Linked DNA regions of Mus musculus: all the other regions are linked to region 4. A link is a loop called in an ENCODE intact Hi-C map of the cell type or tissue named here. Cell type or tissue: heart. All regions are shown on one strand. Each heading gives the region's core, and the rest is flanking DNA. Links, peaks and the distances in the headings are about the cores only.

The links. A loop is a pair of places that touch in the nucleus more often than their neighbours do. Peaks named below come from ENCODE experiments on the same cell type or tissue, not always from the same donor. Only the 100,000 strongest peaks of a DNase experiment are listed, where the experiment ranks them.
Region 1: it touches region 4 in a loop (2.1-fold over the local background); 2 of 42 quality-filtered maps call a loop at or near these places.
Region 2: it touches region 4 in a loop (2.2-fold over the local background); 2 of 42 quality-filtered maps call a loop at or near these places.
Region 3: a loop joins it to region 4, with 2.0 times the contacts of the local background. A loop is called at or near these places in 5 of 42 quality-filtered maps.

What each region holds. Positions count from the first base shown.
Region 1 is chr16:11,523,735-11,531,284 of GRCm38, forward strand. All of the region lies in intron 14 of Snx29 (sorting nexin 29), which reads left to right. Among named protein-coding and RNA genes, the nearest start is that of Gm32100, 56 kb to the right of the region's middle. In heart, for the core only: no CTCF peak of the experiment used is centred there; no DNase peak of the experiment used is centred there; H3K27ac peaks cover 593 bases.
Region 2 is chr16:12,196,667-12,204,216 of GRCm38, forward strand. The region is part of intron 2 of Shisa9 (shisa family member 9); the gene reads left to right. Among named protein-coding and RNA genes, the nearest start is that of Shisa9, 220 kb to the left of the region's middle. In heart, for the core only: a CTCF peak has its summit at 4,757 (motif pointing left); no DNase peak of the experiment used is centred there.
Region 3 is chr16:11,468,448-11,475,997 of GRCm38, forward strand. All of the region lies in intron 13 of Snx29 (sorting nexin 29), which reads left to right. Among named protein-coding and RNA genes, the nearest start is that of Gm32100, 110 kb to the right of the region's middle. In heart, for the core only: no CTCF peak of the experiment used is centred there; no DNase peak of the experiment used is centred there; H3K27ac peaks cover 882 bases.
Region 4 is chr16:11,575,616-11,583,165 of GRCm38, forward strand. All of the region lies in intron 15 of Snx29 (sorting nexin 29), which reads left to right. Among named protein-coding and RNA genes, the nearest start is that of Gm32100, 4.3 kb to the right of the region's middle. In heart, for the core only: a CTCF peak has its summit at 4,154 (motif pointing right); a DNase peak (open chromatin) is centred at 4,206; H3K27ac peaks cover 2,555 bases.

The DNA of each region.
Region 1 (7,550 bases), core at 1,531-6,530, 52 kb before region 4:
GTGGAAAAGGCAGTAGTCTCACACCTTTGAGTCATAGTAGAAGCTTGGGGACCCTGAGTTAAAAAGACGAACACTCCTCTATCCAGAAGGCTGGGTGTGTGTAGACTGGACAGATGTTTTAACACGGAGAGAAGCACTTTCAAGTCTATACTTAGAATACAATCAAAGGAAATTTAAAATCTCCAGCTTGTGACTCTAGTAGTAGTCAGTGCTTTACCAGAGCTAGACTGATGGCTCATCAGAACTCCACTGACTGATGCCAAAACCGAACTTTTGAGCTCTTAATGAAGCAATAGCATAGAGAGGGAATGAAACCCAAAACATTTTCATTTTTAAACATATCTTTAATTACTTCTTTATACATTTATGAATCACATTTATATACCTTTCTCAAGACACCTTTTTAGACTTTTATATCTTGCATTTACATATCTTAAAGCATTTTTCTATCCAATCATTTACCATGAGGCAGCTGAGGCCTTGGCCGCTGCTGTGAAACTGACAGAGCTATCACTGACTACTGTATCCACCATCAGGGATCTGAGAAGGTAAACTTTACCTGAGAGAGCAGGGAATGCAGAGCAATCAGCTCCTCACCTGTTAAACATGACAGAGACTCATCAGCTACCTGGGCAGCCATTCTATGTTCCTCCATGGTAGTCTGGATTTCAGTGGTGACAGAGGGCTAAGGCAGCATGAGGGCTCAGAAGATCTGACAGACTTTCCTGTGGAGGAGGAACTTGGAGGGCCAGCCTACCTTGTCTAGGCAGAGCAGGGCAATCAACTTTCTAGTGTCTTGTTTGTCTACAGTTTGGAGAAAATCCTGGTGACTGGCAAAGTAAATAGCATTAACCATGCTAAGTACTAATATAATTAGTTATAGTAATAAACTTTATGTTTTCATAGTTATTTTTTAAAATTAAGCCTAAAGCAAATAATTAGGAAATGGCAAATTTTGTTTAGTTTATTTTTTTGTTTGTTTGTTTTTCGAGACAGGGTTTTTCTGTATAGCCCTGGCTGTCCTGGAACTCACTCTGTAGACCAGGCTGGCCTCGAACTCAGAAATCTGCCTGCCTCTGTCTCCCGAGTTCTGGGATTAAAGGCATGAGCCACCACGCCCGGCTTAGTTTAAATATACTTAATAAATAATGGCCCTCAAACTCTTTGGAGAGCTGCTGAATGTGGCATTTGCCCAGTGGTTATCTGAAAATGGTGGTTAACTCACACGATACATACTCTTTAACATTAGTAAAGATGGGTGCCAGCCACATGGCTGCTTACATCATCATGAGGTCATCAGCCAAGATGGAGGCTACTTAAAAACATCTGTTGCTACTTAAAAACATGCTTTTCTAGTAGCTTTATTTTTTTTTAAATGAGAGTTGAATCCAAGTTACATACACATATACTTACATATAGAGTTGAATCCAAGTTACATACACATATACACTCCGTTGAATCTAAGGTACATATACAGTATATTCTAGACAAGAGTTGAAACACACACACACACACCTGCTGTTGTGTCATTTGGAACAGGCACAGACTCAGCCTACCCCTCCTCCCCAATAACTGCCACGTAACAGAGGGTCACAGGCTGGGGTCACACAACTTTAAACTACTCTTTATCTTTTGTTGGCTTGGTTTTTGGAAGACAGCATAAAATTTATCTTCTTGGATTCTCAGTTATTATTTTTCCCCTTTCCCCACATGAGTATGAATTATAGAGGGCTGTTTTTTGGGATTTGACTCTATCACAAGAGAACTAGCTTCAGTGGGAGCAGTCCTGAGGTAGCTTGTGTCCCATTCTCTTTTTTGTGTAATTGAATATTTTATCAGGTTTTGAACAGCAATATAATGATCCCTAGTCACCCATCTCTTCTAGTTCTCTAAGTAACCAGAAATGAATGATACATATGAATGTACACAGACAGACCTTAGGCTCTCTGATACGTGTACCTGCTCTACATTTTTCTCTCCAAATGTGATTCGAGCATACTGGGTTGGCTTGGGAACAAGCTGCCTTGTTTGTAAACCCAGTTTTTAAAAAAAATTCTGTATATTTCCTTGGCTGTATGTTTGTGCAGCACATGCTTGCATATGTGTTTGTGCAGAGGGTATTAGATTACGTGGCACTGGAGTTTATAGGCTGTGAGCTGCTATCTGGGTGCTGGGATTTGAACTGTAGATCTAGTTCTATTGTGACATGCCCACACCTATTTGTTAGTATCACTGATGGCTGCTTTCATGAGGCAGTTGTATAGCTAGATAGTTCCAGCAGAGACAGGAAGGGGGTGTCCTCTAAAATACACACTAAAATAGTTATCAGCTGACCTTTGGAGGAATTGGAGGTCCCAGACCTGCCTTGTCTTTTCCAGGTAACACTGTCACTTAATAGAACTTTTCTGGGTCATCCTTTCGGTATCAGAATATTGGAATCACCATGGGTGTGCTGTCTGCTCACAAATCATTCTCTGCATGTATAGGCTGGCAGGTGGGGGCGGGGGTGAGCACAAAGACCTCAGTGCCTCCGATAGGGACAGATGGCAGCCCTGGAAGTCAGTGTCATCTAGATCTAGATCTTGACTATCCCTCCAGCAGCATTCAAGCACATTCCCACCCCAGCAGCCAGCCTGCAGTCCGCTTCCTGGGCTTTAGCCCAGCCTAGACAGGAGACCTGTGATCCTGCTGTTAGAAAGGTCTGTGAGGCCTGCCGCTTTACTCTAACTTCCCTCGCCTTTAGCAGACAGTTGAAACCAGCTATGGCTGGATCTGGGTGCTCAGGGTATTTACCAGCAGAGCCAGCACTGTGTGCATTCATTCTGTTTCCAGACCAGGGTGTTTCCTGTTTTGGCAGAGGAAGCGGGTTGGGCAGGTACACTAGAATGGAGGCCGAGGGGCTCAGGGCTTGCATCTTGGGTGTGGGCAGCAGGAGCAGGGCTGAGCTGAGCTGGAGAGATAGGCAGGGCCAGAAGAAACCTCCAACCCAACCTCCACATTACTTCCTCCCCACTGTCACTCAACCTTGGGTTTCCGAGCTCGTCAGACTCTGCCTTTAAAGGGAGAGTGACTTTTAGGCACCTAAAATATTTTTCTTTTCTTTTCTTTTTTTCCTTCTTTTTTTTCTCTCTCTTTTTTTGAAATTTCTGACATTGTTTGAATTTAATGATTCATATTACGAATTATTCATGAAAATGATCTTTTAAGCTTCTTATAATAGCTGAAATTATCCTTCATTAGATACTGACAGTTCCTGTGATGGGTGTAATTATAAAAAATATTCTTAGGCTAGCTATATTCTGCAGTGTTAAAATTACGCAAATGAGCAAGGGACAGGAATAGAAGCTGAGTAGGATGGTCAGATTTCATGGGATAAGGGGGAGGGCACCGCAGGCTTTCTAAAAATGAATAAACATGTGCTTGGGTGTCCAGCGAGCATGCCTCCCGCACAGTCTGCCTTGCTGCTCAGCCGCACCTCCCTGGCACGGGAGCAGAGGCATGCCAGTGACGGGCTTGTGTGCTACGCTTGCCCACCCATGAATCGTGGGATGGAGAAGGTTCTTTTTCTCTCCCCTTTTAGCTCTGTTCACTCAGCATTTTCTGCAAGGCGCACTGTAGTAATCCTAGGTACTTGAAGAGAGTAGCAGTTTGCTGCTAACAGATAGTACAGGGAAGGGAGGAATGGAGCAGGAAGTAGGGCCCTGGGGCTGGGACAGTCACCTGGGTGACAGAACCTCATCATGCTTATAGCACAGGACAGCCAGGGCATGCGTTCCCAGCTCATGGAGACCACCTGGTTTTGGGGGTTTGAGCTCGGTACTTTCTCTAAGGTTCTATATATCTGGCTGTCCTTGAACTTATGACTCTCTTGTCTCGGTCTCCTGGTTATTCGGATTATAGACATGCCTACTCTGCCTGACTTAGATTCTCATTTTTGATTTTCTGTGCTGGAGGCAGACATCAGGACCACATGGCACTCCCCAGCTGTAGACAAGCACTCACCACTGGCCACATCCCCAGCCATCTTCACTTATTATGAGACAAGTTTCACAAAGTCATCTAGGTTGTTCAAAGACTTGCTGTATAGCGCAGGCTGTTTTTGAACTTGAAGTCATTCCTCATCTTCCTGAGTAGCTTGGATGACAAGTCTGTACCGCCATGCCTGGACTTCTCTCGGTATCATGGAGGATGAGTAGAAGGAGGCTGACTCAGTTTATTGTATCCATGTCTTCACACCCCATGCTGTGCTTCTCAAAGCCTCTGAGAGGCGAGCTGGTTACTGCAGTTGCCACTGCCGGCCCTGCACTCGCATGCACATGCACCAGCTATGTAGCTGGCTCTCCCATCTTCCCAGTTTTGACCTAGTCTACTTAAGAAAACTTTAGGAAGAGAGGGTAATGAGAAACAGTGGAGTGTGGCCACATTTACGTGTGCCAGCAGCCAGGCATAGCTCCAAATGTGCTCTGGTGTAATCTCTGTGTTTGTCCTGCATTGCTAGGTGTGATGAGGATCTTCACTCAGCCAAGGAGGAGTCAGAGCTTAGCTAAACTCTCACACACAGATTAGGAGGTGAGACAATGGTGTCAGCTTCTCGGGGCTGGTGATGGATGCTTTGGGGAAGGGCTTTGTTTACCCTTCCAAAGGTGCTCAAACCTTCCTTCCTTCCTTCCCTCCTTGTTTGTTGGCTCACTCATTCTTCCCTCCCTCCTTCCTTCCAACCAACCATGTCTTATGTATCCCAAGTTGACCTTAGAATTCCTTTTTAGTAGAGAATGACCTGGAATTCTTGTCTGCATCTCCTAAATACTGAGGTCACAAGCATGCAGCATTGCATCTGTTTTAGGCAGTGCTGAGAATCAGTTAAGAATTCATGTATTCTAGGCAAGTACCTGCCAGCTGAGCCGCATCTGAAGCCGCTGTTTGTGTTATTTGGACTCTATTCTGTGTGTCTTTTAGATGCTGGACAGGTAGGTGAATTCTGCACTTCTTTATGACATTGCTGAGCTGGGGGTAGAACACAGTTCTGACCTCTGTAGTCTTCTTCTAAAGGGTGCACAGCCCTTACATCTTATCATCTCCAGATGATAGTGTCACCATGTGCTCTCTGTTTATACTGCAAAGCCAAAGGCCAGAAGCTGGCAAACATTTTTTCTCAAAGTTTCAGGTACAAGTAGTTCAGGTTTTCTACTGTTTCTGCTTCCTCTTTCTCCTGTTTCTCACCCTCAACTTCTTCCTCCTCTTCCTTTTCCCCTTAATATGTACAAACTTTCAGTAAACCCAAGGCTGGGTTTGTGTGTTTGGTACATGGTATGTCAACCCACGTTAGAGATATTGTTAATATTAAGCTATTGCTTTTAGATAATAAATCCATGATGGTGAGCTGTCTCAGTCAGCGAAGTGCTGATTTTATGGGCATAAGTGCCTGACTCAGTTCCTAAATCCATGTAGAGAAAACTAGGTATGGCGATGTGTGCCTGCAATGCCAGCACTGAAACAGGCAGGCTCCTGAAGCTTGCCGGCCAGTTCCAGGCCAATGAGAGGCTCCGTTTAAAGAAACACAGTGGCCAGCGCCTAAGGAAGGACCCTTGAAATTGTCCTTTAACCTCCACATGCATGCATACACATGTGCACATACTTGCACACTGCACACGTATGTATCTGTACACACATGAAGGAAGGTTTAAAACCTGGACTATCCTTGCAGGTTGAGTTTTGGTATGAGTTGATCAGTTCCTCACTTGGAAGTCCTTCTGAGCTTGCTTACCCCACATCACCCTCTTGTTGGTGTGCTGCAAACACCCTGCTCCTCTGAAACCTTCCCAGATGACACAGACACCAGTGTCAGGGTGGCTGAATTAGCCAGCTTCCTCCACTGACACAGCACCTAAGACAATCAGCTTGCAGCAGGTAAGAGCCCTTTGCTTCTGAGTTCAGAGGTTTTAGTTAATGGTCAGTTGGCATTTGTGTATTGCACCTCAGGGGAGGTAGAATGTCAGAGTGTGGAGCCTGTGGTGGAAGACCCCACTTACCTCACAGCAGGAGGAAGTATGAGGAAATAACAAGGGCTCAATCATATCTTGAGGGTGGCCCTCTATGACCTGACTTCTTCCTACTATGCCTTACCTCCTCCTAATAGGACGGTTATCTGGGCTCCAGTGCCTTTCGCCCGAAGGCTGCTTGCTTTCTTGTTTTGTCTATGCTTTTTTTCCCACAGTTTGCAGAAAGACCATGTGACATTGTAATGACTGGACTATGTGTGCTAAACTGACCGAGTTGGGTGTCCCCTCCCAGCTTCCCATGCTTCGGAGAGGAGTGGGCTGCCCGTATCTGATTGGTAGAGTGCTGTCTTCTTATAGATCCTTGGCTGGCCTTTTCAGGCCACTGACTGTCCTCTAGTTTTAGCTGTCTCAACTGAGGGATTGCTTCCATCTATTTGGCCTGTGGCCCTGTCTTTGAGAGGCTGTTTTGATTGATGATTGATTTGGAAGAGCCCCACAGCCCAGTCACTGGTGCCTGCCTTAGGCAGGTGGTCCTGGGCTGTGCAAGGAAGCTAGCAAACCTGAGTCCGGGGTAAGCCAGTACCAGTGGCCCTCCGTGGTTTCTGCTTGAGTTCCTGCTTTCACTTACCTCAGTGATGGACTGTGACCTGGAGTCTAAGTTGCTTTTGGTCATAGTGTTTATCACAGTAATAGAAAGCAAACTAGAACACAGCTGTAGATGTTTTCCTCCTCACTCTGAAAGCAAACCATCATGTGGGTTTCTCTGGTGAGCAGTGGTTTGCTCCGTGTGGCAAGATCTGGGTGATGAAGTGGGGGTGAGATCCAGCGGGACCTTCCCGACTGTTGTATTGTCGCTCTCCTTTTGGCTCACTCCTCACCTGTGCTTCAGCCCTCCGTGGCCGGGATCCATACTGCAGCCTCCTGCTGTGCTCTCCATTTGTTTCCTAGAGGCCCAGCGGCTCATGAAGGCTCTGACTGGACCCTGCCTGGATCTGTGCCCTTGAGAGTTTTTAGCTCTCGATCAGGAAAGCAGTTTCTTCCTCCCTCCAGCGTGCCCATCTTAAGAGCAGGTCCTCGGTGCTTCCCAGCACATGTTACCAAGCTATGCAAGGAGTACAAGAGTGGGCATTGACATCACTCTTGTGGAATTTGCATGGATGGGGCAAGCGGTACATCTCCCTGTCTCCCTCCCTTTTTTCCTCTTGTCTTCCTCTTTGCTTCTCTCCCCATGGGCCAGCCACCCATTCTGATGCCAGATGGTCTGCAACCAAGTGCTTGCGCTGGAGGCTTACAGATGGTTAGGGAGGTGCACAGCAGGATGCAATCTCTGTGATTCAGGCAGATATTGGTGAATTCAAGGCAGCCCAGTTCACATAGCAAGCTGCAGGCCAGCTAGAGCTAAGTAATAAGGTCTGTCCAAAACTACCTCCTTCACAGCACTGCAGACATGAGCTCGGTTCTGAGTGAGTTAGAGTCTGTAATAGCATCCAGATCAGCCCAGGAAGTTTGTACATTGCAGAGAAATGTGAAAAGTTGAGGTCTTTCCTGAGT
Region 2 (7,550 bases), core at 1,692-6,691, 620 kb after region 4:
TGTTTTGGTTTTGGTTTTTGGTTTTTGAGACAGGGTTTCTCTGTATAGCCCTGGCTGTCCTGGAACTCACTTTGTAGACCAGGCTGGCCTCGAACTCAGAAACCCGCTTGCCTCTGCCTCCCGAGTGCTGGGATCAAAGGCGTGTGCCACCATACCTGGCAGTCTAGAATGTTTTAAGCATCAGGAAAGGACATTAACAACTCTGTTCATTTTTCTTGATATCAGACATTGTGTGTATGTGAGTGTGTGTGTGATGCACACACGCGCATCTTTGTAATCCTTCCAACTTACACCGCACATCTTCCTCTCCTAGCTATTCTGCCCACACTGTAGCACATTACAAACACTTACATACTCACATACTCAGCTCCATTCAAGCACATAATCTTCACACTCACTAAAATACACTTCACACTCACATCTACAAGAGGATGTGCTCTATGTTCACATGGCCTTTGCACATGCCTACAAACACCTTAATGCTACATCATCATCCCCCATAGCATTACCCCTACCCCAACACAAAGAAACGCATGTGTTTTAGCCACAAGTATATATAACACACCTGTGACAAAGCTTTCTCACCCACAAAATAGATACACCTGGTATTCACATATCCTTCAAAGTCAAATTCATGCTCATGCCAATACCAAATCACTACAGCAAACCTCAGATCACCTTTATTCTATATTTTTGTCTGTCTGTTATCTGTATCTATATTTACACACACACTCCCTATACACGCACATGTCCTCATTCACCCACCTACACACCACATTCTCATTCACACACACATAATTCCCTCTCCCCGCCCCTCACAGATATCATATTCATTTTCTTGAGATCCTAATTCAACAGTGAAATTTGCCTGAGGCCACATACAATCAAAGTCCAGGAAAACACACACACACACACACACACACACACACACACACACACACACACACACACATTGTGTGTGTGTGTGTATTCTAAAGCTTAAAAAGTTTATGAGGAAACAAATTTTTTTTGCCTATTTTTAGCTCCCCAAGGTTTTAAATATGTCCTTAGTCCCCGTTCAAGCAGCTTCTGGCATTATGTAACTCCAGCAGCTCTGACTCCTGACGTCAGTGCCCGCTTACTCCAGTGATGGTGACTGACTGGCTTATGGAAGTGCGACACCCTTTTCTCCCCACCCCTTCCATCAGAGCAGCAGGTGCAGGCGTCCTAGAAGAGGTGGAGAGGGAAAGTTACTGCTGTGCTTAAGAGGTGGAATGTGGGGGATGGGGGAGGTGTGCTTTTAGCTGGAGTTCTGAGGCTCCTTGTACATTGAACCCTGCTTAGTAAATACTGAAGAGCAGACTGGTATGTGAAAAATTATCTAGGCCTGGCCCTTGCCTCTTCACACCTTATTTATTTATTTATTTATTTATTTATTTATTGACAAGATCTCCATATGTAGCCCGCGCTGGCCTTGAACTTATGACGCCCTTGCCCCAGCCTCCAAAGTTCTGAGATTGCAGCTGTGGTGTCCCACCAGCTTGCATGTTTTCTGGACAGGAGACAAATGTTTGGGGGAAAGGAGAACTCGCATCTCTGTGTATGCTACAGTTCTGAGCCTGAGGCTGAAGGGCAGCTGAGGATAGCGCTTAGGGAGAGAGAGAGAGAGAGAGAGAGAGAGAGAGAGAGAGAGAGAGAGAGAGAGAGAGAGAGTATGTGTGTGTGTGTGTGTGTGTCTGAGAGAGAGAGAGAGAGAGAGAGAGAGAGAGAGAGAGAGACTATGAGAGATACTACATCATTACATGCAGTTCTGTGCTGGGGCTTTATTGCTGACATCTACTACAAACTCGCAGCTGTAAGAGCAGATGCAGTGGCTTCATGTGGCCATAGCTCACATCCTCCTGCAAACACATCAATGCTACATTCTACAGCATCCACCTACCCAACCGCCAGGACCCACAGTGTTAGCCACCGAATTCCTGGTATTTCAGAACCCACCCAGCAGCAGGGATAGAGGTTCTCCTGTATTAGCAGGTAGGGAGTGCTATAGGGTTGATTTAAGCTCATGGAGTCTGTGTATCTGAGATTACTTAACAGCTCCCTCATCCATTAGCTCCTTGAGTGACTTTACTTCTCTGAACCTTTATCTCTTTTAAAGTGGGCATTGCTGCAAAGTTTTAAAGAGATGTCCATGAGTGGGCTCAGTGTAGTGCATAGAAAGTGCTAGAGAGTCATTATCTTTGCTCTCTTTTGGAGGCCAAGCTTGTTTGTTGATGTCAGTTCTTCCACTCTGGCCACAGTTGACTTCTATGAAAGCCTGTTCTCATAGCTTTCGTTTGAGGGCCACGTGCTACTCTTTACCCGTCTTTTTGACTTTTAAGCAGGTCCCAGATAGCTGCATCTGTCTGTGTTATGTCTTTCCTTATGCTCTCCTGTTGTCTTCACCCTTGTCAATTGAACCAGCTTCTGCTCACCTTGTAATGCTGGGCTCAGGCATCACCTTTCATGATATTCCACCCCAGAGTTAGGGTGCATTTAAAAAAAAATATGGTCTCAGTACCAAAGATCATGCATGGTAGGCAAATACTCTTATTGCTGTCTTAGCTCACCATGCTCTGTATTGCCCCCCACCCCCACAGTGTTCTCTCTTATACAGTGGTCCCCTTCTCCTAAGCCCATCTTCCAACATTCAGCTAACTTGGTTTCCTTGGAAGCTGCCAAAAGGAGGAAGTGCTAAGGAACAGGACTCCCAGCAACCTGGGTGACATCAGGCTACACCAAGCTTTGCTACCCAACTGCAGTCTGTGGACCATCTTCATCATGGGTGGAGACTTGTCAGAGATGCATATTTCCATCCTACCCCAATCCTAAATCCCAGAATACGAATTTTAATAATGACAGGATTCATTTTGGGAAGAGCTATGTCCTGGGATCTCCTCCCAGTCCCTGATAGTGACAGACAGGCTGACAAGTCAGGTGCACTCATGATCATGGATGAGACTGCCCAGGTAGGTAAGTAATATAAGTTGTCACTGGACTCTAGTCTCAACCTGCCTTCATTATATCCCCAAATGATCCCTTTTCATTTTACCACGTCCTCAATCTGAAATAGTCTCTCAAACTCTGACTCACATTTTTCCCTAAGGGAGAGCTAGCATACTTGGGTTGCTTTATTTCTGATTATTACTTACTTGACTTGCATGCATATTTTATTTTTTATATTATTGTTAACATGAAGAGGAAGCCCTATAAAAGAGCCAGTCTGAAATGGGATGCACTCCCTTCCCCTTTCAGTGAATCTCATCCTCTCTCCCTTTGGTGGCACAACAGCAAGCTTGCCTGCTTCTTGTGGTCACATGACCATAAAGCTTCTGCCTCTGTAGCCTACTTGTTTTGCTGGCATCTTTATATATCTCACCCACCCAGACATATCACCTCAAATCCCCTCAATTAGTAACTGTTGCTACTGTTTTTATATAAAGCACATCTCCAAATTTACATGGCTGCATAATTAAACCTTTACAAACAGTTGAACCAAATGCATTTTAGATGCTTATAAACTCACCAGAAGCATTTCTCTCATTCAGAAAAACAGATCCTGCATACCAGCACATACCACTTGAAGCCCATCCGATATGACAAGAGAAGGGTGTGACTAAGCTGGCACTTAGTAGGTCTCCACATGACAATCTTCTTTAGCAAATAAACATATAGGACCTGTTTTAAAATCATTGTTTCCTGGTGGCTTCTGGAACATAGTAGAGTTCAATTGGGTTTTGAATGAATAAATGCACAGAAATAGTTATCAGTTCTGTGGATGTTGTTTTCTGGATCAGTGTGACTCCCTAGACTAAACAGTAAAAGAAGAAAGATTAGGAAGAAAACAAAACAGGACTATGATTTCATGCATATCATCATGCTAGCTTCAACAATAGAAGCCTGAAAATACCCACAGCTTTCCAGAAGAAATACCCCACTCACTGGAAACAAATTCTGCCTGAGCTTTTTATTCCAGACTCACCTTCTGTCCCCTGCCAATAAATCTACTGTCCTCTGTGTGAGCTGAGAGGGCCTGCCCATACATGTACATCTCTAATCTTGGTGGCTTTCTCTGCTTTTTGTTCCATTCACTGTTGTGTCTGACTAATAGGTCCGATGGACTACCAAGGGCAGAGTCCACCTGTGGATAAATGGAGCCAATACAGGGTCAGATTTATACTAGTCCCTGTGTGACAGGACATGCTAGAGTACCAGATTTCAGGAGGCCAGCAGATGCTAGAACTAGAAGTGTACTTTCAGTGTACCTTGTCACTGAAAATATTGGACGTCAACCATTTTCAACTACTGGGTTACTCCAGTCAAAAAAGTGCAAAGGCCTAGAAAAAATTTCAGCCCTATCATGGAACACTATGTTTATTCTGAAGTCTTTGGGAGGATGGAAAACCAGTTTGAAGGATTAATTAAGATTTCGTCAGGAGAAAAAAGAATGCATGTCTTGGTAGATACAGTAATCTCAAAGTCATCTTTGTCCTGACTATTACTGTGGGACTACAAGCAGGTTGTGTTACACAGCAAGGAAGAATCAAAGTTGCAGAGAAAATGAAGACTGCAGACTAACCCAGTTTAAATAAGGAGATTAACCTGGGTTATAACGATAGGCCAATTGAATCACAAAGATCTTTTCTTTGTAGAAACAGATGGGAGGATATCCAAATGTTGACTGTCAAGATGGAAGGGAATCCCGAGTCAAGGAATATGGCAGCCTCTAGTGGCTGAAAAGGGTAAAGTAGGTTGACCCTCATCTCTAGAAAGGAACACAACTCCGTATTTATTCTATTTTCTTGTATTACATTATTTCACTTCTATGTGTTAGGCAAACTCCCTCCCCCTGAGATACTGCCTTAGCCTTCTTCACAGGCTCTCACTAAGTTACCTAGGCTGGGTTTTGAACTCACTTTATAGCCCAGGCTGTACTTAAACATGCCATCTTTCTGCCCAACCTTTGAAGGGCTAGCCTGTACCACCAGGCCCAGTTTTCTGTTTATTCCTTGATTTTAGCCTGGTGAGACCCAATTCGGATTTATGACCTGCAGAAGTGTCAAATAATCAATTGGTGTTATTTGAAGCCACTAAGTTGGTGGTTGTTGATTTTGTTATCAAAAGAAAATGAACGCATATCTTCATAAGGAAACACAGCACATGTCAGAAACAAACATTTGTCTGTTGGACCTTAATGGTTGCAATCCATTAAGGGCTGGAAAACCATAGCATTTCCTCAAATGGTAATTTGGAATAGATTCTGTAGGGACTGGTGGACAGCGTATGCCTCCTTAGGTCTTGGCTGTCTCAGTTACAGTGTGCAAAGTTAAGGTATCTGATGCCTTTTGTTCTAGAACTTAGAGGCAGCATGTCAATGCATGAATATCTAGAAGGGGGTGGAATCTCAGGAGCAAGCTTTGCAGAGATTCTTTAGATGTGGTAAATGTGCCTCAAAGTGCCAATTTCATCCCATTAGAAGCTACAGCAAGCAGAGAAATGTGGCTTTCTGGAAGGGCCCAAACCTGATGTTCCAGGACATCTGCCAGTCTTCTCTGGAGCATGGAAAAATATTGTACTTGGTGAGCCTTCGTTGTGACTACACTTCTGCTCTGGGGAGTGTGATACTTTTTTTTCTGCAATGTTTGGGAATGAAGCATCTCTGGGTATCGGTCTCTGCCCATCAGAAATCAGTGTTGTGATATAATTACATTTGTGAAGCAGATGGATTATTCATGAGCACGTGGCTGAAGCTCCTGTTGCAGTTAGAGGCAACAGATCTGAGGGTGGGGTAGGAGTGGGGGTGTGACTCAATGTGCCTTTCTGTTCCCAGATAACAGCCATCTAGCTCAGACCTCTGATGTTTTTCCAAGGATGTTGGCAGGGACATAAACCTGAGGCTTGGGGAAGAGAATTAATATTTATTAAGTATCTAGAATGTATTGAACTGTTTTTATAGTGGTCTATTTAATACTATTTTTGTAAACTATTACTTTTGTGTACATGTATGCATGCACACACACATGCAAATGCAGTAGGCCAAGTGACAACTTCGTAGAAGCAGTTCTTATCTTCCATCTCTTACATTGGTTCTGTGGATCAAACTCAGGTCACCAGGCTTATGGCAAATTCCTATAACCACTGACCCATCTCACCAGCCCGCATTTTACTATTTAAGACAAACCTGAGAAATATGTTATAAGATAGCTATGGCTATCTTATATGTAAAAGAAATAAGAGTTAGGGAATTTATGGGTATTTTTAGTGCTTTCCTCTAAAGGTTACTTTGGCCAGCTCATAGAATTTTGGAATGAATTTTTGTTTGTTGTTTCTTTTTTTTTAAATGTGTATTTGTGTGTGTAGTGTATCTGTTTGTGGTTGGGTTAGAGCACATGCTGTGTGAGTAGACAGGCATGGACATATGGAGCCCGTAAGTCAATATCAGCATCTCTCTCTCTCTCTCTGTCTTTCTTTTTCCTTTTCTTTTCAAGAGAGGATCTTTTGTAGAGTCAGAGCTACTGGTTATCTAGACTGTGCAGTGAGCTACAGATGTCTGTCTGCCTCCCATCCCCCACCTAGCACTAGGTCTACAAACACAGGTCAGGTCACCAGGCCTGGTGGCTTGATGTGAGCACAGGAGACTACAATCAGGTACTCATGCAGCAGGAGGCATGTCACTGACCGAAATTTCTCTCCAACCCCTATTTATTGTTTTAAAGGCATAGATCAGAATGAAACAGATTAGGGAAAAAGGAAATGGCAGTTGCTCTTATCACCTCTCATCTTGGGTCCAGCTTTGCTACTGTAGTATCAAAATAAAGTCAAGACAAACATGACACTAACAACATGCCTTAACTCTAAGGGAAGTAATTGTGATTTCCTCATTAGCTCAGGTAGACTGCCTTAGAGATGTCCTCTGCCCTTCCGATGGGTAGATAGATAAATAGATAGGTGATAGATAGGTGATAGATGATAGATAAATAGATGATAGATAGATAGATGATAGGTGACAGATGATAGCTAGCTAGCTAGCTAGATGATAAATAGATAATAGGTAGGTCATAGATGATAGATGGTAGATAGATGATAGATATATAGATGATAGATAAATGATAGATAGATAGATAGATAGATAGATAGATAGATAGATAGATAGATAGATAGATAAATAGATGATAGATAAGAGAGAGAGGGCAGGGGTCAGGATAGATAGCAAGACAAGGCTAAACTTTGCTGTTCAAGGGGCCATTTGGTCAGTTCCATTTGGTAAAGCGCATCTTGCTGGGTCTTTAGCTTTTTTACTTTTCTCCTTTCTTCCTCCCCGACCTCTTTTGTATCCCCTGCATAGTAACAAGAGGCTCCTTCTGCTTCATCTTTCTCTCTCCCAGAATGAGAGAATGTGCTTGGAAACAGTTGCCGAGGGAGCAATCTTGTTTTTGAAAAAGAAATGACAAAAAAAAAGAGGAAAAAAAAAGTATTTGTGGGGATGCCAAACCACAGTGAGCCTTGTTTAAGCAGTTGAGGTGGTGGGAATG
Region 3 (7,550 bases), core at 1,487-6,486, 110 kb before region 4:
ACCACAGGCTGGGGAAAATGTAATCAAAACAAAGAGAGGCCGTGGAGACCTGCAGATTCTAATCATGACAGCAGCACTTACTGTGGTTATAGCTAACTTCATGTCCTGTTTATCTGGTTTAAAAACAAAGCAACCAAAAAAGCTCCTAGCTAGTTCCTGGTCGCTATTTCTTTATCCTCGGGGTGTGAACCCAGAGCCGAGCATGTCCCAGGCAAGCACATGGGGAGCTCATGAGTGTCGCTTGAGTGAGGCTTGTGCCCACCCTACCTCATACGTTCTCTGTGCTGCATGCCCTGCCCTCAGTCTCTCCTAGTCCAGCTCCTGTTGAGCCCACTCTCCACTTCCATCCCTGCCCTGGCTGATTGCGGCTTGTTGCACTATGCTAATCAGAAGCGAGAACTGAATCTCTGGAGGGAATGTGTTTGGTTCAAGGATTGTAATAGTGTAATTTTGTGGCTGTCTGTGCATGGAAATACAGCTTAGCCTGCCACTAGGGGGCAGCTCCGGCTAAGAGCCAGAAAATGTGTCCCTGAAAGCACAGGGATGAGGTGAACCCAGGACATGGTTATTAGCAGGTGAAGGAGACCTGCCTCAGCCACAGACCCGGACATCTGTTCGCGTGGGTGGTCAGCCCCATTCCTGGGCAGTGAGATGCTCATTAGAAAAGCCGAGGACTTGGGTGGGGTGGGGATGCGGGGACAGGTCGGCAGCAGAGTACGTGCTGCATACACATGAAGTATCCACATAGAAATCTGGATATAGTACCCATCTGTAATAGAGCTGAGATGCAGAGACAGGGGGATCCCTGGGACTGGCCAGCAAGTCTGGATGCACTGATGTACTCTGGACTCAGTGGGAGACTCTGTCCCTCCCTGACCCCACAAATAAGAAGGAAAAAGGACAAAGGAAAAAAAAAAGAATAGAAAAGAAGAAGAATAAAAAGAAAAAAAAAAAAGAAAGTTGTCAAATGGTTTAGTGGGTAAAAGTACTTACTGTACAAGCCGGGCTTGCAACATTAGGAAGGTTAAGAACCACTGCTCCAGTCTCCCCTGCTGGAGTATTACCAGTCCTGGATCACCTATCCTGGTGACTGTGCTGTGGTGAGGGGGCCCCTCTGTGAGGTGACCTGCTTCATTCCCATGCAACCCTATGGTCCCATTGCCTCACTTTCCCTCCCTGTTTCTTCAGGCCTCCAGCGTTATCAAGAAGCTCAGGGAAGCAAGATGTAGCACAGGTCCTGGCTGGGATCCCTGTGTGTAGGGACAGCCTGGCTGTCTCCCATGCTAGTTAGAGAAAGCTGCCAGTCTTTGAGGCAGGCTGACTCAGGCCTTTGTGATCATTGACTACCTGCCCAGGTGATCAGTTTCTTCCAGAAGTCACTCTCTACCTAGTCCACAAAGGAGCAGAGCCCGTGCGGAGGCCCCTCTGGGAGTTAGAAGTTTGCTTGTGGCTTTCTCAGGCCCCAGAGCTGATAATGTGGGTAAAACCCAGAGGCCTTTAAGTGTTGTGGGGTGGCCCTCTAGGTGGGCTGTGCAGGTAAACCCTATTTCAGTCTGTTCTCCTTACTTGGGAGCTAGAGTGGACAGGTGGGGGGTGGGAGAGGGAGAGTGGACTTGGTGGGTGGATGGGGTGCTTTGGGATAGTCAGCAGGACAGGAATCCATCACTTTGTTTGTCTTCTATTGACTATTGTCACTTGGGTGCTAATGGCCTTTAGACTGCCCTATTTGGTGTCTGATCTCTTCTGCTTTGTGGAGAAAGCCATTAGGCAGGAAGCAAAGAGGCTTCCTGGTGTTTTAGGGCAGGAAGTAAGTAGTGCATTTATAACTGACCTCACACAGCAGTGTGAAATCACAGGTAGGTTTAGGATGAGGACATGAGCGGGTTATACTCAGGTGCTCTGGTGTTGGGATGGAACCTGGGACCTTATGCATGCTAGGCAAGCCCTGTACCCGAGTCACACCCCCAGGTCTCCCTTAACTTCTTTTGCTGCTGAGGAGCCACTGCTGGCCAGGGCTGGCCAGGCCTTTTCTGTCAGGACAGTCTGTGTTCTCTCACATAAACCCTGCCTCCCTTAAATTGCCTTTGTCTGTTCTTTAGTCACAGTGATGAGAAAAGTAAGCAGCTTACCAGACTTGCTCATTGTGTGAGCTAGGAAGTGAAGATCCAGGGTCTGACTCCTGTCACTGACTGTATCCCTTGTCTCAAGGCTTCACTGCTCTCTGGCCTGTATCTGGTGAAGAAGCAGCAGCACCCAGGGCTGTTCTCCAAAACGCCGTCAGTCGTCTCTGGTTAGCTGTATGTGTCCTTTCTCCTTGTTCTGAGAGTAGGTCGTGACTGTCTTTCAAGAGCCAGCTGTAATATCACACCACCTCTGAGAAGCCTCCAGGATTGGCCCTGGTGCTTCACTCTCTGGGCTGAGAATGGTGGTACCTGTGGTACTGCTCTCAGTCCGTGTTAAATGTGAGTTCTCTGATGTACAAGTGAGAGCCACCTCAGTGGACTGCTTGTCCTCGTGCCAGAGATGTGACCTCCCAGATGTTCTGCTGGAGTATTTTTATGTCCCTTGGTGGTACTGCAGACTCCTCTTAAATGTACACTGTGCCCAGCTGTGTGTTGGCTGTGGGCAGCAAGGTGGAAGAACATGGAGGGAAGGCAGTGTGTACTCCCTCACCGCCTGCTGTGTGAGCTTGGGGGTCTTTGTTTCTGTTTCCCTCATTTGTATTGGGGACATAGGGGGAAGATGGGCCTGGCTTTGCTGATTCCTGACACTCTTGCAATTGTGATAGTATTCTTATTGTTGGCTTGTTATGGCCTTGGGATGGATAGCTCCTTTGCCTGTGCACTCAAGTTGCTGCTGGTGGAGAGTGGTTAGAGTGGAGAATGAGATTCATAGCTTATGTTCCGCAGGGCAGCTCTAGAATGAACTGCAGGTAGAGGACACCTGACTAACAAAGGGCTTCCTTGGCTCCCAGCAATGGCTGGCATCTACACAGGTTTGTGAGACTCCCAGCCAAGCTAATCCTTTAGCTTAATGCCCCTCCCACCATCCAGGCGTACACAGCCTGTTGAGTCCTTCAGGGAGTTGGCTGAGTTCTGCCCCTGTCATCCTCAGAGATGGGGGCTCAGTGCACTGTGTATCTGACCACTTCTCCTAGCAGAGGCACAAACTGCTGCTGCCCATTAATGCCCCTGTGCTGAGCAGCCCCCTGAGGCTTGCCACGTCCTTCTCAAGGCTTTGGCATCAAATGTCTTAGATTAAACTTCCCTGTGGAAAAGATAATACTGTTAGCTCTGCCCCACAGTTACCTGGCTGTTGCCAGGTAGGCCTGACCCACTATAAAAGGGGTTGCTTGCCCTCTTGGTCTCTTGTTCCTCCCTTGCCCTTGCCCTTGCCCTGCTTCCCTTCCCCTTTCTCTCCTCATTCCCTTCTTCTTCTCTCTCCACATGCTCATGGCTGGCCCCTACTCCTCTTTTCTTTCTTTCTACCTTTCTATGCCTCTATTACCCTCTTAACTCCCGTTCCCATGCCTTGAATAAACTCTATTCTATACTTTACTGGGGGAGGGGGGATGCCTTGGCATGGGCCCACGGAGGCACCCCCTTCCTCCATACCTCACCACATCTCCATAGAACATATTCCTTCTCTCTTTATCTTTTTATAAACACATCATTGTGTGGCCTGGGATTCTCAGCCACAAGAAAGAAACTGTCTCAAAAGGAGAGAGAAAAGTCTCACCTAAGGGAAAGAGTCCTAGAACGAGGCTCAGTGAAAGACTGAATGTCTCCCATCCTCAAAGGCAGCACAGGGCTGAGCTCTAGAACCCTCCCCTGGGGCCATGTGGACATTTACTCTCACCAGTAGGGGCATGGGGCTTACCAGTTCTTTGAAATTTTGGCTAGAGAGTGTGGATCTCCATGTTGTAGCAGGGGTGATGTAAACTTACAGAGTTTCTAAATTCCGGGTTTTGGCACCAATGATAGTAGGGTAGTAGAGGCAGGGAAAGGCAGAGAGAGAGAAAGAGAGAGGGGGGGAAATATGAGAATAGAGGAGTAGAGGCCAGCCATGAGCATGTGGAGAGAGGAGGGAAGGGGAGAGGGGACAGAGCAAAACAAGAAGACAAGAGAGCAAGCGAAAGAGGAGGTGGCAAGCAGCCCCTTTTATAGTGAGTCAGGCATACCTGGCTGTTGCCAGGTAACTGTGGAGCAGAGCTTAGGATGCTAGCAAATACTGCAGTATCACTGAAAGAGGTGGTAAGGCCATATGCCTTTTTGTAAATCTCCAGGTGTGGGCCTGCCCGTGAGGAGGTCAGAGGAGGACCTCAGGCATATTCTTCTAGTCCTTATTTCTTTAAGGTAGGGTCTCTGGGTCAGCTAGGCTGCCTGGCCAGTGAGTTCCTGGAGTCTTCTGGGACCTGCTGTACCATCTTGCAATGGCTCCTACCCCAAAATTGTCTGCATCTTACTAAGTGCCTGGCTGCTTTGTCATTCTAGGCCCAGTGCCCACTGCTACCCTCAGCTCTGCATGCCTGCCGAGCCTGGGGCTTGGGCTTTCTGCATGGCCAGCTCTACCATGCCTTGCTCTCCTTCCTGTCAGCACTCCCGTTAGGTCTCACTGACTCCCCTCTGTGCCATCTGCTTTCTGCTGGACTGTGACTGATGCCAGCCTGCTCCAACTTGATGGCTTTTCGTTTAATGGTTCCCCTCCCGGGTGCTGTCCCCCAGATCCTGGCACAGCTGGCTCCCTTTCAAGCCCAGCACAGATGTCACTGCCTCAGAGGTATCTTGTCAGTCTACTCTTCCATTTTACTCTGGTACCCTGCCTTGCTTTCTTGATAGCAACTACCTGAAATGTTCATCTATTTGACTTGGCCCCTGGGCTTGGCCAGGGCATCTTGACTTACCATAGGTTGGCATGCCAGAGGTTGGCATGTATTTTCTGTGAAAGGCTAGAGAGTGAATTCTTCCGGCTATTTAGAACATATGGTCTCTGTCATGACCACTGAAGCTGTCCTAGTGAGAAGACAGCTACAGATAATACATCAGTGAACAGGCCCGTCTGGGCATTGCTAAAATTTGGTATACAGAGAAGGGTAGGGGGGAGTTTATAATAGGTAAATTAATGTGTGGGTATAGAAGCCTGGTGCTGGCTCAGAAGCTTCTAGTCTATGATAGCACCTGGCTGCAACCGCTTTGTTGACTCTGGGCTGAGTGCTTTAAATAGTATGTCTGGTGCAAGGTAGGTGTGACCTGAGTGCAAACACTCTTGATGCCTGCTCTGTGCTAGTGTCTGAGCTGAGCAGCAAAGTGAAAGGAGACAGTCTTTCTCCAGGGGTCCTGGAGGGCAAAAGAGCCTGCTCATCATGTACTTGTTGGTTCTGATGGCAGATGGAGAATCCAGGGTTGGTACGCTCTTTTAGACAAGTTGGTCACCAGCCTTTCTGGGGAGGCCCTTAAGTGATAAGACTCTTGATCATGTGGAAAGGTGGTATAGGGAGAGGGCCTTATTTATGTCTTTATTTGTGTGTGGGGATTCAGAGTTGGTCCTCAGGTGTCCTCCTTTGTTGCTCTCTGACTTAGTGTGAGACAGGGCCTCTCAGTGAACACAAAGCCAGTGATGTGGCAGCTGGCCAATGAGTTCCATGACCCCCTGTTCTACAGTGCCAGGATTACAGGCACACATAGTCACACTGTTTTCTTCTTCTTGCTGAGATTTAGACTCAGGTCTTCCTGCTGGGAGGAGAGGTTTCTAGCAACGTGAGAGGGCAGCTTGTTGAGGTGACAGGAAGAAGCTTGCCAGGGCAAAGGCCAGATCTCCTGAGCCTAGACATTTGACTAATGTCCTGTACAAGCAGAAAGCCACTGAGGGTGCAGAACTGGAACTCACAGAGTGAGAGGAGCATTTCCCCTGGGTGCAGCGCGGAACACAGAGACCAGAAGATTGGAAGGAGTCAGTTCTCCCAAGATCTGGGGGAGGGGACACTAGTCTAGTCAGTATGGCGGACATCTGTAGAGATGCCGAGTAGGGATGGATGTGGATGTACAAGCGATGTAATAAGGATGAGTGGAAGAGCAGTGGGAGGGGAGAGGTCCAAACGGAGCTGCTGAGGCCTCTGGAGAAGTAAATGGCTCAGTGCTTAGAGCACTTGGCTGCTCTCCCAGAGGATCCAGGTTTGATGCCTAGCACCCACATGCTCACAACTGTCTGCAACTCCAGTTTCAGGATATCTGGTGCCTCATCTAACCTCTGCAGTACTACACACAGACGGTGCACAGACATACACACAAGCGAAACACCCAGACACATAAACAAACAAAGAAGCAAGCAAATAAAAGGGAGAAAACAGCAGGAAAGACAACAGAAAGGAACCCCTAGAGGAGTGAATTGCCACAGAGCAGGACTTAAGGAGGGGAAATGAGTGGGTGTGAGAGATTTTGTAAGTCACTTCTTTTCTTGAATGAGTTTGTGTGGTGTGCCTGTGTAGGTATGCATGTCCCTATGCATGGACATACACATGCATGAACAGGCATGTGCGTGAGGCCTAGAATTGATATTGGGTACCATCCTTGACTGCAGGGTCTCTTGCTGCACGCAGAGCTCACTGAGTATGACAGTGAAGTCAGATGGCCCTTGGGACCCTCCGTCTCTGTGTCCTCAGTGCTTCAGCACATGGGCAGCTCCCATGCCACTGGCTTTGCTGTTTGTGTGGGGCCGATGGTCCTGGCCCATGAGCTCCAGTCCTCGTGCTTGCTAACATTCGAATTATTCACAGAGCGTCTCTCCAGCCTAGTGGAAGTTTAACCATGATGTTTCCCTCTGGCCTGGCACTGTTGTGATATTTGCTACTGTTTAAAAGTGTGTTCTTTTTTGACTGATAACTTCTCACTTGGAAGTGAGCTGGCATCCAAAAGCTGGAGGAGTGGCCTTAGCTGTCCTATTTGAGCTGACTTATTTTAACCACAGGATTTTCTTTCAGGAAGTAGAGTTCACACAGAACTCATTTATCCATAGCAGCTCCTCCCACTGCTGTTTTTGAGTTTTCCCTGCCATGATATGAATGAATCAAGAACTGGCCATGTTCAGCCTTCTGCAGGATGGGTCAGGAGCGCATAGCAGAACTTTGAGAGACACATGAACTTCTTGAAATGAGTGAGTGTTAGGAAAGACTTCACAATTCTACACTTTCAGTTTGTCACTCTGGAGTGCAGACACCCCATCTGCAAACACCCTTTTCCTCACCACAGTGTGCTTTCTAGTGACTAAGTGTCACATAAAGGGCCTGTTAGCTTGCTCAGTGACTCAGTGGCATGAAGAGAGACCTTGCTGTCATTGTTGTCTCAGGTCGAAAGTACAGAGGAAGACAGATGGGTGCAGGCGGGGGCCCGGGCCTCCAGCTCCTGGATGCGCACTCAGCACTCACTCAGCGACATGCATTGTGGGAGCTTACCATTCCAGGGCTGGCTTTAACCACTCCAATATTAAACTAAGCCTTGGATTCTCCTTCAGGGGACTGTGTCAGCTAAGGCCACACACTGTCAGCATCAGAAAAC
Region 4 (7,550 bases), core at 1,262-6,261:
ACCTGTGGTTTGAACTTTGGAAACTAAATCTGATGATTAACATTGTTTGTTAACAGGATTTAAGATCACTTAGTAGGCATGTCCATGAAGAATTATATAGATTAGTTTAACTGAGGAGGTGTACTGGCTAGTTTTGTGTCAACTTGACACAGGCTGGAGTTATCACAGAGAAAGGAGCTTCAGTTGGGGAAATGCCTCCATGAGATCCAGCTTCGAGGCATTTTCTCAATTAGTGATCAAGGGGGAGAGGGCCCATTGTGGGTGGTGCCATCTCTGTGCTGGTAGTCTTGGCTCTATAAGAGAGCAGGCTGAGCAAGCCAAGGGAAGCAAGCCAAAGAACATCCTGCTATGGTTTCTGCATCAGCTCCTGCTTCCTGACCTGCTTGAGTTCCAGTCGTGATTTCCTTCAGTGATAAACAGCAATGTGGAAGTGTAAGCCGAATAAACCCTTTCCTCCCCAACTTGCTTCTTGGTCATGATGTTTTGTCCAGGAATAGAAACTAAGACAGGAGGGAAGGCCTGTGTTAAACATGGGCAGTACCCTTCTATGACCTGGATTGAATGAAAAGGAGAAAGTAAGCTATACACCAGCCTCATCTTTCTTTCCTGACACACACACATGCTGTCTCAGGTTCCTGCATGGCTTCCCTGTCATGATGGGCTGTGAGCCGTGAGCTAAAAACAAATCCTTCCTTCCTTAAGTTGCCCTTCCCAGGTATTTTGTCATAGGTGACAGATTTATAAAGGGAGGGCTGTGGCAGTTGTAGGGTGATCCAGCAGGAGAACACATGGGGGATGTAGCATCTGACTCTCTGGTGTGTTCTTTAGCCTATAGCTCCAGGCAGTAAGCTGAGATGTCATGCCCATGGCTTATGCCCACCAAAGAGTTACCTAAAGAAGGTCCAGTGCTCTGTGGTTACTGATCACAGCTTTGCAAAGTCAATTGGTTTGCTAGATTTCTCAGCAAGGAAGAAGCAGGAAACCATGTTACAAACCTATAACCTCTGCTTGTGCTCTGGGAACCGGAGCTCACTGAAGGAAAAGGGGTCATGTGACAGAACAGAAGGGACACTCACTGATGGCATTCTAGAGTGAGATGCGGGGGGACTTAGTACATTGTATGACAAGCAGTGGCAGCTAATGGATTCTGTGCAGCATTAGTGTTTGAGATGGGCCTAGAGGAGGATGAGGAGGGGGAGGGATGACATTGCAATGCCTAGCTCTAGAAGAAGGTGACAATCTGTCTAACAGATATTTTGTGTTATTTTATGCTCCAGTGACCTGGAGCTCCTTGGGGTTAATGTGGACAGAGCTTTTCTGGCCATGAGTCTGTTAAGTACCTCAGCTTCAGCATGCAGTTGGTGCTCCATAAACACATACCAACAACAGTCTACTAAGTGAATTTAGGTACCCTGTGAAATATGTGTAGGGTGTTAAATGTGGAGCCCCAGATTAGGCTGATAGAGAAGTCCCAAATGTGGCCTCTGATGGCAGGGATTAGATGTCTAATAGGAGCGCATGGCTCAGGAGAGAGCACTTGCCTGGTGTGGTTGAAGCCCCAGGTTCAATCCCCAGCATGACAAATAAAAAGCAAAAAGAAAGACAAAAGACTTCAGCTCTGTAGAGGAGGTAGGCTCTCTTTTGATGCTCAGGGTTGAGGGAAGCTAAGCTTAGGGCCCAGAGCAGCAGGCTCTTACACAGCTTTATGAGCACTGTCTTAGCAGCCAGCCTGTGCCTCCTCTTCTGTCCTGTCTTCTGGCCTTCCATGCCCATGAGCCTTTGATAGAGCTGGCAGTGGTAAAGAAGAAGTCCTGATGCTCCTTCAGTGGCCTTTACTCCTCTAGATGGAGTTCTGTTTTCTTCACTGCATAGTGGCTTTAGTGGCAAAGCCATCAAATTTCTTAGATGTAGAGAGAGCAGGCATTCATTATCCCAAGACCAGGCCAAAGATTAAGGAGGTGGTGATCCTGGGGAGGCTTCAGGGAAGAGTCATGCACTGTCTGGAGCAAGGCTTTAAGGCAGCTCAGCAGAGGTTAGCACCTCACTACAGCTGTTTTGCATGGCTCCTCCCTCCTCCTTTGGACTTCCAGTAACCGTGCTCACAATTTTCTTTGTAAACCTTCCCCTCTCTCTTGAAGATCTGAAACTTCAGATTTTTTTTCTCACTAGAGGTTTTGAAGTTCAAAGACATTGGATACATCTAAGACTCTTACTTCTTTCTCTCTTTTAAGTAATTCCTGTGGTTTCACCGAATCTCCCTAGAGTTGGCCAGTCCATTTTGGCTTCCAGGAAATGTAAGATGTGGGCAGCATTCAGATTTTGATCCTTCTTCTTCTTGACATTGAATTCTGGAGTTTGGTGGCTTGGAGGACACTTGATGCCACAAAGTCAGAGGAGTTCTGATCTACCACTTCCTGTTGGGCCTCACTAAGCCTCAGGCTCTCAGTGGAGTGTGACCAGTTGCCCTCCTTGAGCTCTACTCTGGGACTTTAGCAGAGCCTGGTTAGGGCAAGAAGAAGCTCTGTGTCCTTCTCATCGTGGCCTGTGTCTTGGTAGAGCAGAAGTTCCAAGCACTCTGCCCTCCTTTTCTTCATGGATCCTGAGGTATGCAGGAGTGCAGCCTCTGTTCAGCAGCCAGCAGCAGTGAGCACTGATTCCTCAGCTCATCTTAGTCCCTGGAGATGCTGTGCTGCTCCTGGGTTGCCAGCACTCTTCTGCTTGTAGCTCCTCATCTGAGCCATGTGCTTTCTCCTTCCTCATAGCAGATAAGGGATTCTCTTTGTCTCATTTGGGTATAATGTAATACACTTGTGATCCTAGCACCTGGGAGGCGGAGGCAGGAGGATCCTGAGTTTGAGGCCAACCTGGGTTGTATAGTTGAGACTCTGTCTAAAAAATCCAACCAGAGATGGAGGAGGCTGCTCAGATGCCTAAGTGTTGGTTTTGTCTTTGTGGCGGCCTGGAATCTGGGCCTGCCTCTGACCGGGAGTCTGGAGTACTTAGGAAGGAGTAGGCGAACTTCCACAGAGACACACTTGGAAGATGATCCAAGGCTCTTCTTTTGGACAACAGATAAAAATATTGGTAATTATAGTGGCTGATTTCAGCTCCTCAGCCCTCCAGTATTTTGAGTCTCTGTTAGGTTTCTCCCTTTATGCAGGAAGAAGCTTCCTGAAGCCAGAGTCGCCTGGTCTTGATGGAAGAGGTTCAGGGCTGTTCTGTTGGTGCTGGGCACACCTTGGGAGGGATCAGGGCTGTTGTGAGCACCAGATAAGCTGGCCTTTGTTTTACTTGAAAAGCCTGCTGCTTGAGGGTAGAGCGACAAACTTCAGAGAGCAGACAGCTGATGTGACTGAGGAGACCAAGGTTTGCCAGCCTTGTACCGAAGTCTCTTCTGGCTACAGTGACTCACCTGTACCTCAAGGCATCTGAAGACCACTGATGTGTGTGTTAGTAAACTCTTGCTGCTGCCTTCAGCCTCATTTCTCACCTTACCTAGAACTTGTTTCATCTTTCAGAAGCACATCTTTGCATGGGGGTTGGGGCAAGCTGTCTAACTTGACAACTAACTTGATTCCTTTTTTCTGTCTTCTATCCTTGACTCATCTTTCCTTGTTAACTTTACACACACACACACACACACACACACACACACACACACACACACACACAAGGCGGGTTTATTGGGAAGCTTCTCTCAGCCAGGAGAGTTCACTGGACCCAAGGACTGAGGTTGGGAAGTTGCCATGAGGAAAGTGGGGGAGGGAGTGGGTCAGAGAGAGAGAGAGAAAGAAAGAGAAAAAGGGCATGCACACAGAGAGAGGAGATGAAGAGAGAGAGTAACTTATTTTCTTCACCTTTAAGATCTCATCTGAAGAGGGTGTGGTGGAAGGTGCCTGTAATTCTAGCACCTAGCAGGCTGGGGCAGGGGCAGGGGCAGGGGCAGGGGCAGGGGCATTATAAGGTTGAGGCTCGCTTGGGCCACTTCTCTGCTCTTCTACAAACTGGGTTCGGTCCCCAGGTGTCCTCAGCATCCTTTGTATCCTACATCCTGATCCTGATAGGGCAGCTTTCTCTGTACTTGCCTTGACTGTGTTCTCATTTTGCCCTTTCCCCAAGTCTGCTCTGCTGCAAGCCCAGCAGATGGCAGTAGACGTGCCCCAATCATCACCATTCTAGCTGTTCTAGCCCTAGCATCCAGCAGGACCCCTGGCATCTGACTGGTAACCCATTTAAACAGCATTTTCGATGAAGACCACAGGGAAGCTAGATCAAACTGGCTGAGGCAGACACAATACATTTATTTACTAAGTCCTATTTCAGTTTTCTCCTTGGGACCATGTGACTTGCTCAGGCTACTGGGGTATAAATAGAACTGCTGTGCGGTCCAGGCTGGGGGAGAGATCAACTGGAGAACGAACATTTCCTGGTTCTTGTTTTCCTTGCAGGGTACCTGTGAGCCATGGATTCTGTGTGGCCCAGCCACAAGAGGGCCCGAGTCTGGGTCCCCAGGCTGCTACTTAGAAGGCAGCCTTGCTGTTTTGCTGCTGGGCCCACTGTAATCTTTGTAAAAAGGAGGAGTGGGATTTTTATCTGTTTAGCCAGGGAACTATTGGGGTACTTGTTGCTGTCCTGCTTATCTTCAGTCCAGGACAGTCTGATTTTAGGCATGGGTAATTCCCCTTCTGTTCATAGATGGCTGTGATTCCCCTGAGCAAATCTTTTCTTCCAAGTTCACATTCAGAGAAGACAAGGCTTTGCTTCTTTTATTCCTGGCCAAAGCTTTGAATTTATGCTGGCAACCCAGCTGAGCCTCCGCTCTTGCTCTTCATCTGATCACAGGGTCTTGCTTCTGCACTGAGACAGCGGAGAGCCCTGGTCAGATGTGGGGAACGGAGAATAGGGAATGGGATGTACTTCGAGGGGAAGGAAGGATGCCATGGAGACTCCAGCTTACGTTAGCTCACAGCGAACAAGTAGTGAACAGATGAGCGCTTAGCGGTGAACAGACCTTCTCCCTTGTTTTTGGGACTCTGCTCTACCAGCTGAGTACTCTTCATCCAAGGGTCAGTGAGTGCAGAGACGGGGGCGAGGGCAGTATTTGAGACCTTGCCATGGAGGGGAAGGTGTGCAGGTCCTTTGCCTGTCAGCTTGGGTGGGCTAGGGCAATTGGGCTGCAGGAAGAACATGTGCAAGTTTGGCAACCTGGCAGAGATACTTAGCAGTGAGACAGGGATGACACTTCAGTTCCTCACTAGCAGCGATGTCTGTCTCTAACATTACCTTTTAGTCAGCATACAGAGCTGTGTTTTATCACACCGTTGTCAGAGGTGTGTGTCACTACCTCGCACACAGTCACTCCTCCAGACTGTTCCTCTGTGCAGCTTTCCTCTCATCTGTTTGTAAGGCTGTAGATATGATAATGTTTCTTTTCTGAACACATGTGCGTGTGCATGTGAATGCGTGTGAAGCCAGACGACAACTTCCTGTGCCATCTACCTCCATTGAGACCTGGTCTCTCACTGGCTTGGAGGTCACCAATAGGTTAGACTGGCTGGCTCTGGGACACCCCTCCCCCATTCTATCCTCTCCAACCCAGGGCTTACAAGCATTGCCTGGAGTTTCCCAGAGGGCTCAGGGATCACACTCGGCACTGCATGCTTGCAGGGAGTGCATAGACTTTCCTGACTGAGCCATCTTCCCAGACTTGGTTAATACTTTTCTATTTTCTTTTCTTCTTCCTGAAGATGGTATGGTGGGAAGTTCTCCCTTTGCATTCTCTTCTCTCTGCTTTAGTCCTCCCCAACACAGGCCAGTGGGGACTATGTCCCCCACTACTTCCTGGCTGTTCTCTGCCACTTGATAGAATTTTTTTTTCTAGACCCAGCCAACTGTTTGCTTCTAAGGAAATCTTCTTAGGAAGATTTCATCTGTCAGACAAAGCTGGTGATGTCAGAGCAGGATGGCTGCTCTCTCTGGGTCCTAAGAGCCGTGTGGAGGTTTCTGCTTGCAGAGTTGGCAGGGTTTGGCTTGGGAAATGTCTAGGAAAGTGTGGCCTCAGGGTACCTGTCACTTCAGAAGTGGCCCTTGATGTGTGATCCTCAGACTTAGGCTTGGCTTCTGATAGCGCAGTGCTTGTTTGTTTTATTGAAGGATCTAAAACCTTCTGACATCTGCTTGTCTCTCTTACCATGAGATTGGCACAAAGTGTCGCAGCATTGGTATTAGTTTATAAAGAGCAGAGAGTTGACGGACCATCCCAGATGTGTGTGTGTGTGTGTGTGTGTGTGTGTGTGTGTGTGTGTGAGAGAGAGAGAGAGAGAGAGAGAGAGAGAGTGACATGTGCAACAGTAGTACACATGTGTTCACCAGAAACCCACTCACCTCTAAATGAATGAATGAATGAATGAATGATCTAAGCATGAATTAAAAGTGATTGAGATCTCCTACTTGCCACCACCCCTCTTTTAATTTTTTGAGACAGGGGCTCACTATGTAGCCATGGCTGCCCTAGAGCTCACTATGTAAAGCATGCTGGCCTTGAACTAACAGAGATTCACTTGCCTCTGTTTCCCAAGATCAGGGATTAAAGGCATGCACCACTCACATGCCACTGAGATGCCCTGCTAAGTATGTACTATGTCAGCTGTCACAGTGGGTATGACATTTGAGCTTTATACCCATGAGCACAGTGGGCTTGGGAGGGGTGGAAACTAAGGTTTAGAGTGGTTGACTGGATTTCAGGGGTATAGCCATGGAGCAGTGTGGTAACCTTTGACCCAGTTCTGAGGTCCCACCACACCCCAGCTTATCCATGCATTTGGTTTTGTAAAGCTGTCACCATAAGATGTTTGAACTCTGCTTGGAGGTCAAGCTTCCTGAAGTGTGCCTGTCTTCCACCAGAAGACCTTTCTAAACTACGGGAGATTCAGGCTTGGACTGGGAGTGGCTTTTCTCAGTTTATTATAGAGCAAATTAATCAAATAAATTATGTAGTTCAGCTAATGACTTGCTTTGATCTAGTAATTTTGTAGGAAGAACAAATTGAGCGTTTTTGTTTAATCCACTTTGGGTGTGTGCTAGAGTGGATTTAAGAGCAGAGCAAAGCAGCGCATGCCTGTAAATCCCAAGTCCACTCCTCCCTCAGGAGCTGTGTTCATCCTTCTCCATACACTTGAGGTCTCCGGTGGACTGGCTGGCTGCATTCACCCCGTGCTTGTTTACCCCACGTGTGTTTTTGAGCACTTGGTGTGTCTTGTTTGTTCCTTACACTCTCTACACAGTACTGCTCCAGTCCTTTTATAGAGGTGACAAAGACACTCTAAGCCCTCAGGTGTTTAAAGCTACATAAGCACTCAATGGCAGAAGACAGGATCAAAGTCCAGACTTGAAGCTCATAGCCGTTCTCCTTTGGAAACATCCTGTGTCTGATAATTGCTGATAATTGTATTCTGTCTCTGTCACATCCACCCCGACCAACAGGAAAGATGCAACACCACGTTGTCCTTCTTCAAGCAGGTTTATTCAGGAACACTTCGAATTGCAATGCA